2 separate regions of the Mus musculus genome follow, and region 2 is linked to region 1. Evidence: chromatin loops called from intact Hi-C (ENCODE). Cell type or tissue: left cerebral cortex. All regions are shown on one strand. Links, peaks and the distances in the headings refer to the core of each region. The heading gives the core; the rest is flanking DNA. Region 1 has its middle 110 kb from the start of Chd6. Region 2 holds the start of Gm14246 (a long non-coding RNA gene).

Region 1 (2,917 bases), core at 194-2,693:
GGACTATAAGTGCCATAACAGATAGTTCTCATGTTTGTTTTTCTTTTCCTGTATATCCACCACCTACAGGGCCTGGGATATAGTGGGCACTCCATTAATATTTATTAAGTGAATGAATGCTCTTGTTAGTTTAAAAAAAAAAGAGAAAAGCCATCTTGGAGTCCGAGGAAAGAGTTCAGCTGGTAAAGCGCCCGCTGTATAAACATGGGGACCTGAGCAGATCCCCAGCACACCTGTAAAGACCAAAGTGTGGACACTTTGCCCCTTCTTAGAATTGGGAACAAAACACCCATGGAAGGAGTTACTGAGACAAAGTTTGGAGCTGAGACAAAAGGATGGACCATCTAGAGACTGCCATATCCGGGGATCCATCCTATAATCAGCCTCCAAACGCTGACACCATTGTATACACTAGCAAGAGTTTGCTGAAAGGACCCAGATATAGCTGTCTCTTGTGAGACTATGCCGGGGCCTAGCAAACACAGAAGTGGATGCTCACAGTCAGCTATTGGATGGATCACAGGGCCCCCAATGGAGGAGCTAGAGAAAGTACCCAAGGAGCTAAAGGGGTCTGCAACCCTATAGGTGGAAAAACAATATGAACTAACCAGTACCCCAGAGCTCATGTCTCTAGCTGCATATGTATCAGAAGATGGCCTAGTTGGCCATCAGTAGAAAGAGAGGCCCATTAGTCGTGCAAACTTTATATGCCCCAGTACAGGGGAACGCCAGGGCCAAGAAGTGGGAGTGGGTGGGTAGGGGAGTGGGGAGGGGTATGGGGGACTTTTGGGATAGCATTGGAAATGTAAATGAAGAAAATACCTAATAAAAAAATCCAAGTGTGGGTCCATGCGTGGTGAAGTACACATGTAGAGGGGATGACACAAGAGGTCTCCAGGGGCTTGCTAGGTGGCCAGTCTTGTTGAACAATCGACTTCCAGGCTCAGTGAGAGATCACATCTCAAAACTAAGGTGGTAGTCAATAGAGGCAAACAGGCAACACCGTGTCTCCGTGGGCAGACAGTGGATGGCTTGTGAACTGTGACCTTTCTATAGTTTGGATCTGAACCAGCGCATATGCCAGGTAGAGCAATGTGTATTTCTCAGGGAAGTAGATTGTATTTTATTTTATTTTTTTGAGACAGGGTTTCTCTATGTAGCCCTGGCTGTTCTGGAGCTCATTCTGTAGACCAGACTGGCCTCGAACTCAGAAATTCGCCTGCTTCTGCCTCCCAAGTGCTGGGGTTAAAGGTGTGTGCCACCATGCCCTGCGGGAAGTAGAATTTTTGTTTTCTGTTTAATAGTAGTATTTTTGAGACAGAAAAGTTAGTCCTGGATGGTGTCAAATTAATAGCAATCTCCCTGCCTTAGTTTTTCAAGTTCTGGGATTATAGGTGTGTGCCACCAGGCCTGTCTGAATCGAGTTTTCTTGAAAATATCAAGGTTACACAGTGTTGCAACCACTCTGAATTGGGGCATTGATTTTTACTTTTTTTTCTATTTTTATAAAGGTTGAGAAGTGAGTGGACCAGATTGCAAAGCAGCCCGACAAGATATCCTTATTAAGATAAAATTGTGAATTTTCAGAAAGCACGGGTACACATCAGACAGCTGAAGGGACAGACGTAGACCCGTGGTGTTCTCAAAAGCGCCACAAGATGGCGCTGCTGCTGCTTCCCAGTCCCGACTACAGAGAAACTGCCAGCAGTGGCTGGAACAGTTAGTCAGAAGTTCTCTACAAGTTTGAAGTGATTACCCAGTGAACATATTTCTTAAGTAATCTTCAACTTTGGCTGCTGGAGAGCTCCTCACAATGAGGCCGTTTGAAACGGGCTCCGTATAAGCCTTGCTCTCTTGGTCATGTTTGTCAGAGTCTGGGACATCAAGCTTAAGGGAAGGAAAATGGCTGGCTGGTCAAACTGCCACAGGGACAAACTGCCGCAAAACACCAGCACCAGGAGTCCTTTTGCATCAAACTCTTGATTGTTCTTTCTGGCAGAAGCCAGACTTACGAGGTTTCCCCATCCTTCTTCCTAGGTCTTCTTCCAGGTATCCAGCTGGTCCCCCAGCAGTTGCAACATTGAAATTAGACTTGTTTGTGTGAGGCTCTGCCCGAAAGCTGCAGAGAAGCTAGTATTTAGACATGATGGCCCGGGCATGCGTGACTGCATGCATGCATGAATCCATCTGTCCATTTCAGGGCTCCAGGCAGTATGGTAGGAGCTGGAAAATACAGCAAACCTGATAGCTACCTATCTGAATTTGTGTGTGTGTGTCTGGCTCCTGACCTGGAATCTTGCTCGTGGTAGGGACTCCTTTCTTTTCAGCTCCCCCTTTGGTGTCTTTATGCTTGAATGGAGTCTCACAGTTTGATTATTTGAACTGTAACGTTCATGCGGCTTCTGGAAAAATCCCCAACAACCCTGTCTGCCTCTGATCACATCCTCTGGCGGACAAAACAAGCTGACCTGAGTCTGGGTGACGAACCAACCTTGCTTGACTGGCCCTGAGAATGGAGATAACCCTGGAAGGCAGAATACTACTTTTAAAACGAGGAGTGATGGCTTCCCAAGATGGGAGATTTTCAGCGCTACAATCCAACAAACCTGGGCAGATAGGGATGAGCGGATCACCTTGGGCCAGTTCTCTCTTACATCCCTGAGAGACCTGGCCTCTTTGTCTTTCTCCTCCTCAGTGTTTCTGAGGTCTGTGCTGCCCTTGGCACTCCTGGCAGTCCTTGTTTGTCCTGTGCTGGCCGGCTTTGAGGCTGACTGGTGGGAGGCTCAGTGTGGGAAGGAAGACATGGCTTAGCAGTGTTCACCTCGGACAGGCGCGGCTGTACCTCTCAGCCTCAGCTCCTTTTATTGTAAGATAGGTATAATTATCCCTGCCTCACGTTTGTTGAGAGGATCAGGAG
Region 2 (2,917 bases), core at 280-2,779, 1.5 Mb after region 1:
CTCCCGAAACAGAGTGAGCCTATTCTCCCTGAGAAATACACTAGGAAATTAAGAGAGTGTGGTAGCCATTATTCCTGCACAGTGAATGGTTTCAGTTCCTCTTCCAGGGACACTTGCCTATCCCCTTGACATGACTGACCCAGGAGCTTTTTTTGACCAGCAGACCCTTCCAGATGGAAGCTTTGTGAGCAGCAAGAGGTCATTCCTGACTTTGCTTTTGCCATGTTTCACACAGGAGATGTCCCATCAGCCTCGGCTCCGGAATAAGAAAGACGTTGTGGGCTTCCTGCCAATCCCAAGTAGCCATGTCGTGAGATCCGATACGTAAACCTTTGTGTGTTAAGCCACAGCAATTTGGGAGTCCTTTGTTACTGCAGCGTAACCTGGATTATCCTGACTGGTTCTATGAGAAAGATACTCAAAACAGTGACTCTAGTGAGCTGTATACCAAGGCATCTGCCAATCAAAGCAGCCCTACACACTCATGCCAAACAGCCATATATTAGTGGAAGCCAGAGGAAGAAATTACATATTGCTTGTTATTCCCGGTGTCATCGATGGCTAAGTCACCATCCCCTATCTTCCTCACAACAGTGTTTCTTCCCAGCTTGATAATGATAGCTGTAGTTAAAAACTACCATTCATTGATCATTTGTCATATGTCGCACACCATATAAAGTATTTACAAGTCTACGTGAGAGTCATTCTTAGCCTCAGATTTCAGACGTGAAAACCAAAACCCAAAGCACCAATCTTAACATTGCCTAAAGCCACATAGCATCCTATTCCAGAGCAAATGTTCGTAACTACTCTCCTTCAGACCATCCCACAAACATCTTCCCCAAAAGACAATCTGCCTCCACTGGGTCACACTGGCTCCATTCTTTTCTCAGATACCATGGTCAGCCCTGCCCTTGGTCACAATGGATTTAAGAGGCCTTGGTTGAAGGATACTGTGACAGCTATTAGATCAATCTGATCAATGGCCCCATGAAAGAGCTGAATATCTAAACACTGTTTTCTGGGCCCTTTTTGGTCTTACTCTTAGCTAGTTTCTCAGCCTATAAATAGGACCCTGTCTCACTTTAGTGCAATGGCTCTCAACCTTCTTAATGCTGCAACTCCTTAGTATAGTTTCTCATGCTGTGGTGACCCCCAACCATAAATTAATGTCACTGCTACTTCACAATTATAACTTTGCTACTGTTCTGAACCGTAATGTAAATATTTTTGGAGATAGAGGTTTGCCAGAGGGGTCATGACCCTAGGTTGAGAACCTCTACTCTAGTGCCTGAGTTCCTGCTTCAGTGCTAGCTAATGCTGGGCTTCATCCTGTAGTAGACTTCTGGGTCTGACTTACCACCTCCACTCCAGCTGTTGCTACTTCAGCCCCTACCACAGCCAACCAGATTTACCTCTGATGGATTTCCTGTGAACCTGGTAGTGTTTCATCAACTTGCTACAAGCTAGAGTCATTTCAGAAGAGGGAAGCTCAACTGAGTAAATGCCACCAGCCGATTGGACTGTGAACTGGAGCCTTTAATTGGTTTATGATTGAAGTAGGAGAGCCAGATCACTGTGGGTGGTACCGCCCCTGGGCTGGTGGTCCTGGGTTACATAAGAAAACAGTCTGAGCAAGCCATAGGGAGCAAGAGCCTAAGCAGCCTTTCTCCATGGCTTCTGCTTCAGTGCCTGCCTCCAGACTTTTGCTCTGACTTTCTTCATTGTTGAACTATGATGTAAGCGAAAATAAACCCTTTCCTCCCCCATGTTATTTTTGATCATGGTGCTTTATTATAGCAATAGAGACCTAACTAAGACTCCAATGACAATTTTTGTTTATTTATTTATTTACTAACTTTGGTGGGTCTTGCTGTATAGCCCAAGCTTAGCTGAAATTGAGAATACTCCTGCCTGTTTCCCAAGTGTTGAAATTATAGGCTATCATACTAGTTCCCCATACCACTTAACACACACCATGCTCTTTTCCTTGTCGGTATCAAAGGATAGGAACAGACTGTAAGGAGTATGCCATATAGCTCTTGAACTCTGTAAGAAACTGATATTCTATGTGCACACACATGTGTGTGAGCATGAGTGCATGCTAGTGCCCAAAAAGGCTGATGTTGTAGGTGTTTGTGAGCTGCCAGACGTGGGTGCTAGAACTCAGGTCCCTTGGAGAAATAGCATGTGCTCTTAACTCCAGAATTTGACATCCTCGGCATGAAGATGCTGATCATCTTCAAATGAGCACAGAGGACAGGCAATGAGAAGACAGAATACAGCGAGTCTTAGACACTATTCTAGTGCTGCTAAGCGACACCACAGCCAAGGCAATTCTTATAAAAGAAAGCATTTCATCGGTGCTGGCTTACAGTTTCAGAGGCTTAGTCCGTTATCATCATGGCAGAGAACATGGCTCCACAGGAGTAGCTGAGAGCTACATCCTGAACCACTGGCCAAGAGAGAGAGACTGGGCCTGGCATGGGCCTTTGAAACCTCAAAGCCCACCCCTAGTTGGATACACTTCCTCCAACAAGGCCACTCCTCCTAATCATTTTCAAAGAGTGTCACTCCCTGATGACTAGGCATTCAAATATATGAGCCTATGGGGGCCATTCTTATTTAAACCACCATACATAGTATTATAGAACTTTCTCAGTTGCCCTGTTCCTACACTCACGCTCCAAGAACTCTGCTTTCCTGGCCTTACTCTGTCCTGAGCATTTACTATTTGATAGTAGAGATGGGCTGTACTCCCACATTGTGCCAGTCAATGTATGTTGCTACCTAACAGTACCCAAGCACAAGAGTAAGGTTCTTTCTTCATCATACCTTGTTCTTCATTTAGGGATAAGTAAAGGATGCTGGCACAAAGACAATGGAGTCCCAGCCATACTTAAAAGGTAGGATAAAT

The links. Peaks named below come from ENCODE experiments on the same cell type or tissue, not always from the same donor. Only the 100,000 strongest peaks of a DNase experiment are listed, where the experiment ranks them.
Region 2: it touches region 1 in a loop (2.6-fold over the local background); 3 of 42 quality-filtered maps call a loop at or near these places.

What each region holds. Positions count from the first base shown.
Region 1 is chr2:161,213,203-161,216,119 of GRCm38, forward strand. No RefSeq gene overlaps it. Among named protein-coding and RNA genes, the nearest start is that of Chd6, 110 kb to the left of the region's middle. In left cerebral cortex, for the core only: a CTCF peak has its summit at 1,658 (motif pointing right); a DNase peak (open chromatin) is centred at 1,659.
Region 2 is chr2:162,673,437-162,676,353 of GRCm38, forward strand. 9430021M05Rik (RIKEN cDNA 9430021M05 gene) reads left to right here. Exons shown (of 4, transcript NR_033569.1): 4 at 236-1,768. It overlaps Gm14246 (a long non-coding RNA gene), which reads left to right and starts at 2,578. Exons shown (of 3, transcript XR_375193.4): 1 at 2,578-2,917. In left cerebral cortex, for the core only: no CTCF peak of the experiment used is centred there; no DNase peak of the experiment used is centred there.